Linked DNA regions of Mus musculus: region 2 is linked to region 1. The links are chromatin contacts, found by Hi-C or POLR2A ChIA-PET in ENCODE. All regions are on one chromosome and are shown on one strand. Each heading gives the region's core, a stretch centred on a gene start or an enhancer-like site at or near the end of the contact. The rest is flanking DNA. Distances are from core to core; before and after follow the strand shown.

Region 1 (2,855 bases), core at 9-2,508:
CCACATTAGGAATGAATTTTCAGATCTGGAGTGCTGTGTGAAGTCAGTCCCCGGCAGTTAGGCTGCCCAGCCTGCGCTGCGGTGTTATACCTGCTGACTGAGGTCAAAGCTGTCCCCCAGCCAGTCAAATGAAAGGTGGCCCTAGGTAGGGATGGACAGGGCACAGGGTTAGAGGATGGCAGCAAGTCCCCTGGGAAGTGGAAAGGCTGCTGACCAAGGGGCTGGTGAAATGGCTGCTGAGCTGAGAGCTTTGTGAGGTCAGAGGTCACTGTTTAGGATCTAAACCTCACAAGTATAGATCCCTTCAACTGCCCTCAAGAGCCCACATAAGAAGAAAGAAGGCTAACGGAAGAGGACAGAGAGGTTAATGTTGCAGAGAAAAGAGCAAGAGAAGAGCAACTTACATATACAAACATGTGAATATAGCCATGCATACTTATATGATTATATGTGTTTATATGAAGAAACATAATAGATAAATGGATGGATAGATAGATAGATAGATAGATAGGGAAGGATACACATGACTTATTAAAATGGAATAGGGGATATGTGTGTGTGTGTGTGTGTGTGTGTTCATATATGTGTGCTATCAAAGAATGATTTTGGCAAATTAATCTTTACTAGGAAAAAAAAAAAAAACCCAGAAGAAGTAAATATACTTCTTAGGAAGATGATATAGTATTCCAGGTCAGAATGAGCAAGTACTCTTGGGCTCACCTCAGAACTATTCTTAGCACAGGCTCAGGGAGCCAGTGAACTTGGCATGGCCCCTGACAGGGAGCAGGTGAAAGGAGGTAGGTCTGGGCTGCATTTGTAAGGTCATTAAAGAAGTCTTAGCACCATGTTGCCTGCTGTAGAGATCTCACAGCCAGCCAAGGGGACTGCTTCCTAGAAACCTGAGAGAGCTAAGGGCAGGGCCAGGGATGAAGTCAGAATTTCCCTGGGGCACACACCTAAAGCCAGTCTACTGAAGACCTAGAGTGTACTTGGGCGGCTACCCTGGAGTAGCAGACATTTCAGCCCATGCTTAGCCTGGGCGGGCTTTCAGAAGTGGGGATTAAGGCAAACGGTGGTTCTGGAGGTTCAGTGACCTTCCACATAGCCTAGATAAGTGCCTGAGCTCTGCTAGAGGAGCCCCTGGGAGAATGTACCTAGTTCTTTTTAGTCTCTGCAGGCCCAGCCTGAGGCGACAAGGACACAGCAGCTTCTCTGAGAAATACCTTTCACTTTATTTAATTCCCGTTTCCTCTGGGTGAGCAGCCTCGAACTTCAGGAAGCTTCATTTCCTTCCCCTCTTCAAAATGCTCCGGTTTTAAGCCTTTGTTTACATTAGCCAAGGCAAAACCAGTTTCTGGTTACACAGCTGGTGACAGGAAGAAAAGGTGAAAGCCCAAAGCCAGCCCACTAAGGCCAAAGTTGCTAAGAGATCAGATGTTCACATGGGGAGTTAGCAGAATTAACGCCTAACTTCTTGCCCCAGCTTCCTTCAGACTAATACCACTGCCAAGAGATTCCACTATGAGTGAGCAGCCCCAGTCACTCTGCCCCTGCCCCTCCCCCGTCCCTGCCCCTGCCCCTGTCCCTGTCCCTGCCCTTCCCCCCTGCCCCTCTGCTGCCCCTCCGCCTGCCCCTGCTGCCATAGGACTTTTGGTTTTGTTACAAGATGGAGTGGGTCAGTGTGAACGGCTCCTGGAATATGTTTTGCTCTTTCTCCTTTTGTTCAGGTTTGTTGCTCTCTTAGAGTTTTATCAGAATTCAGAAGTGTACATAGAGGAAAACCTAGGTCATGTGGATGCTCCCAAAGGGACTAGAATTTATCTGAAACTCATGTGGGAGGAGCTAACAAAGGAAAACACAGCTCTGTTGGAGGGTGGGAGGAGGTGTGGATGCAGGGACAGGGTGGCAACCTGGGCAGAGAGAAGGAAGAGACCAACATGGCCTTGTGTGCACAGGCGGAGGCAAGCGTTGCAATACCGATGAGTGCCATGTCTGGCAGGTTTGACTCTCATGAGTGACACAGGGTATTCATTACCCATCCCCTTGGCATTTCCTCCAGTTTGACCTATTATTAACATTCATCTGCCCACATTGTTTTCCTGTCTTATTCCAATTAGTAAAAGATGAAATTCTCTTGGCTAAGTGGCACCTTTCTGAGGTGGAGTGTCTTTGGAGTAGGACCCCAAACATAATATCTATATCTGACCAAAGCCATCAGCACATTACAAAGAATTCCAAATGTTCCTGATAAGGGTCTAGTTCTGCTTCCTTCAGGTGTCTTCAGCTCCTGGGCATTAACTGAACATCTACTTATAAATGGGGAGGACACAGATAAATGAAGCAATGGCTTTTGTAGGTTCACAGACCACTAGGAAGGCAACATAAATGCATCTAGCAGTAGCTGCCTCTGTTGAGGGTCACAGCCAATGGTGTGAGCATGAAGTGTCCTTCCCAGACCATTTGTTAAAGCCCATTGGTTATCAGCCAGTGGGCTTTGGGAAATTGATTGGATTCTGAAAGCTCCGATCCAATCAATGGGTTCATCCTTTGATGCATTAATAACTTGATAGTATCAACAGAAGATGGCAGAAGGTAGGAAATGAGGCCTAGTATACGCTTAGGGGATGTATCTTGCCCTGGCTGCTTCCTGGATTCCATCTCTCTGCTTTCTGTCCTCCCAGAGATGAGTAGCCTCTGGCACATGCTCCTGCCTTGTGACATTCTGCCTCATCATAGGTCCTGAATCAATAGAAGGAAAAGCTGTGGATGGCCTTCTTCAAACTGTGAGCCCTGCTGTGTAGCAACTTCCTCTGAATTTAAACCTTTCTTCCTTAGAGGGAGGAGGGATGCTCAAA
Region 2 (2,784 bases), core at 281-2,780, 130 kb after region 1:
CAGCCCACATTCAAATGATCTTTGAAGCACTTCCTGACCCTGCCTGAGTCTGAGGTAGTCTGAATTTTCCTATGACAGCATAGATCACACTGAGTCCATTTATCTGTCTCTTCCTTGGCAGAGAGAGGGGACAATGAATACAAAGTATGTCTCTTTTATATCTTTACAGCTCTATTTTTGAGGCCCAATAAAGTGCCTGGCACATAGTAAATACCTTTACTTGTTTTTTAGTATTTTATTTAAATATCTACATTAAATATTTTAAATACAGGTGTCTTGCCTGCATATATGTCTATGGGCCAATGAGGCCAGAAGATGGTGTTGGATTCCCTGAAGTTACAGGAGGCTGTGAGTGTCCACATTGGTGCTGGAAAAGAAGCCAGGTCCTTTGGAAGCGTGACCAGTGCTCTTAACTGCTGAGCCCTGCTGAGCCATTCTCTGTCTCCCGTGTACTTGTTTCTTAAATTACTTATTTCTTCATTGATCAAATAATTATGTGGTCTGTGGGCATCCAGGGTTTTTGATCCTAAGACTATTTGAAAATCCTTAGTTTCCCATCTTGAAATAGATGTCTGATTCCTTGGCATTAATGTTTTTTCTTCCAGGTTCTAGGTACTCTATTAAGGGAAACTGAGGCAAATTACCTGTAAACCTTCTGGAGAGCCAGTACTGTGTTTTCTCACACCACCATACATGCATACCTGGTCATTTAGAAAGGGTGTAAGACTTAGCTGAGCACAACATACCCATACCATGTTTCAAGGTGCCGTATGTTGTAATTTGATAGTGAGAAACTTGAATCGGCTAATACATACATTGAACAGTTCTGAACTCTCTCTACTTATCTTTTGAATATATATTTATGGAATCTGGATGTTTGAAGAACTATAGATTTTCAGATGAACAAATTGCAGTACAATGATCCAACAATGCTGTTAATGCTGAACTTGGGTTGGAATTAAATGTAACTAACCGAACAAAGAAATTACAGAATTCTGTTAATGGTCACGCTCCCTACAGTTTTATAACCTAATTGTTAAAACACTAAGAACAAGTAGATTTTTAGTACCTTGGGTAATTCTCTTGAAGGAGGCAAAGGAAGGGGGTATTTATGATTTGCAGAAGAAATCTAAACAACCAAGGAGACTGCCATGTCAAGAGGAAGTTAGATTTCACTGGGCACTTGGAAGTGGTTGGGGGTGGGGTGAAGCAGGAGGGACTGGCTGTGGGCAGGAACCCAATGGCACCAAAGACACAAGACCAGCCTTGTTTAGTCAACTACAGTCCAGAACCTTCAGGCTTAGTGAATGGGTGACTATGGCAACAGTCCCCGCCCCAACCCCCTTGCGCGTGCACAGCGCAGAGCCAGCAGTAGGCTCCTCCACAACAGATACTTTTTTTTTTCTCTCTCGGTAAAGAGAACTACAGTTCCCAAGAGCCCTCTCGGCACCGCCTCGCGATGTGGCCCTGCCCCTTACCCTTATGCCCCGCCCTCCCGCTAGTCCCGGTCCCTCCTTCCCAGTGTGTGTCAGTGACCCAAAGGCGGTTCGAGGCGGAGGGACCGTCGGGGGCGCCGCCGCCGCCTTCTCCAGCGCCAGCAACAGCAGCAGCAGCGGCAGCGACAACAGCAGCAGCGGCAGCAGCGGCCGTGCGGCGCCACCGGATCTGCCTGCAGCCCGGGGAGCTCACCACAAAGCGGGCCCGAGCCTCCCTCTCTAGTCCGCGCTCGGCTCTGCGTTCCACTCGGCCTCGCGGGGCTCGGCGGCTGGCGGGAAGGCGGCGGGCTCCGCTGGTGCCTGCGTTCAACCGGTGCTCGCGCCGCCCCCGCGCCCCGGGTGTCCGTGCGGCGGGCCGAGCTGGCGTTCCGGCCACCAGCAGTCGTCCGGTGAGTGCGGCGCGGGCGGCGAACGGGGGCGCGAGGGCCGGCGGCGCGGAACTTCCTCCGAGCCTTTGCCGGTGGCGGCGCGGCGGCCTGCGCGCCCGCCCGCCCGCGGGGAGGCGGCGGGGAGCAGAGTTTGCGGCGCCGCATCCCGCGCGGAGGGAGGAAGCGCCTTTGTGAGGAGCTGCCCGGAACGCCCTCCCCCACGGCTGGAGCGGGTGCGCGGCGGAGGGGAGCCCCAGCTCGGCGGCCCGGTTCTCGCTCCCGCGGCCAGGCTGCAGGCCGGCGAAGTGGAAGGGGAACAAAGGGGCGGTGGGCTTTTCTTTTGTTTGTGTGAATCTGATAACTTCTCAGCTTCCTTACGTAACACAGAATTCCAAGTTAGTCATTCTTTTTATTGTTATGATTATTGTCATCATCTCTGCGTGCCTCTACGTTTCCTTTCATCTTGGGAATCTCAGAGCATTTTAAAAACACTAATTAATTTCACCTCCCGGCCCTTGCCAAGCCCGTTTCCGTACGTGGGTAAACTGAGGTCCAGAAAGCCCTCAAATTGATGGATACGCTTGATGTACCGCGCTGGTGTCTGAGGCTCCGAAAGCGTTTATGAGTAATAACTCATTCTCCAAATGCCCTGTGGAAAAGTTAAAGATGCTCATTTTACTTACAGGTTAAATGAAGTCTGGAAGAAGTCTAGGTAATTGTTAGGTAGTTGAAACAATAATTCTTTTTAAATAGTATTTGAATCTTAAAACCTCAAAGGACTTTCTGAAAAATGTTCCGAGTGGTGAAGATACTGTAAGTCATCAACTCACTTCGCCATATATTATGTTTATATGTGCAGATCTCTTACAAAGTCAGACAACAATGATGAGGGAGGGGATAGTTTTTACTTAACCTACATT

Evidence for each region. A loop is a pair of places that touch in the nucleus more often than their neighbours do. ChIA-PET counts read pairs that join two places held with the same protein, here RNA polymerase II (POLR2A).
Region 2: a map of heart shows a loop between it and region 1 (3-fold over the local background). The contact joins the promoter of Peli1 here to the enhancer-like site in region 1. A Hi-C loop is called at or near these places in 3 of 37 maps with a recorded cell type or tissue (gastrocnemius, heart and v-Abl transformed pro-B cells). POLR2A ChIA-PET finds 5 or more read pairs at or near these places in 1 of 5 experiments (Patski).

The regions. Positions count from the first base shown.
Region 1 is chr11:20,957,098-20,959,952 of GRCm38, forward strand. The region is part of intron 6 of Gm32293 (a long non-coding RNA gene); the gene reads left to right. Among named protein-coding and RNA genes, the nearest start is that of Gm46273, 41 kb to the left of the region's middle. Within about 2 kb of position 1,259, at least 1 of the 3 ENCODE cell types and tissues checked has a DNase peak (open chromatin) inside an H3K27ac peak, as active enhancers do; it is heart, where a contact is called at or near this core.
Region 2 is chr11:21,089,794-21,092,577 of GRCm38, forward strand. It overlaps Peli1 (pellino 1), which reads left to right and starts at 1,531. Exons shown (of 7, transcript NM_023324.2): 1 at 1,531-1,885.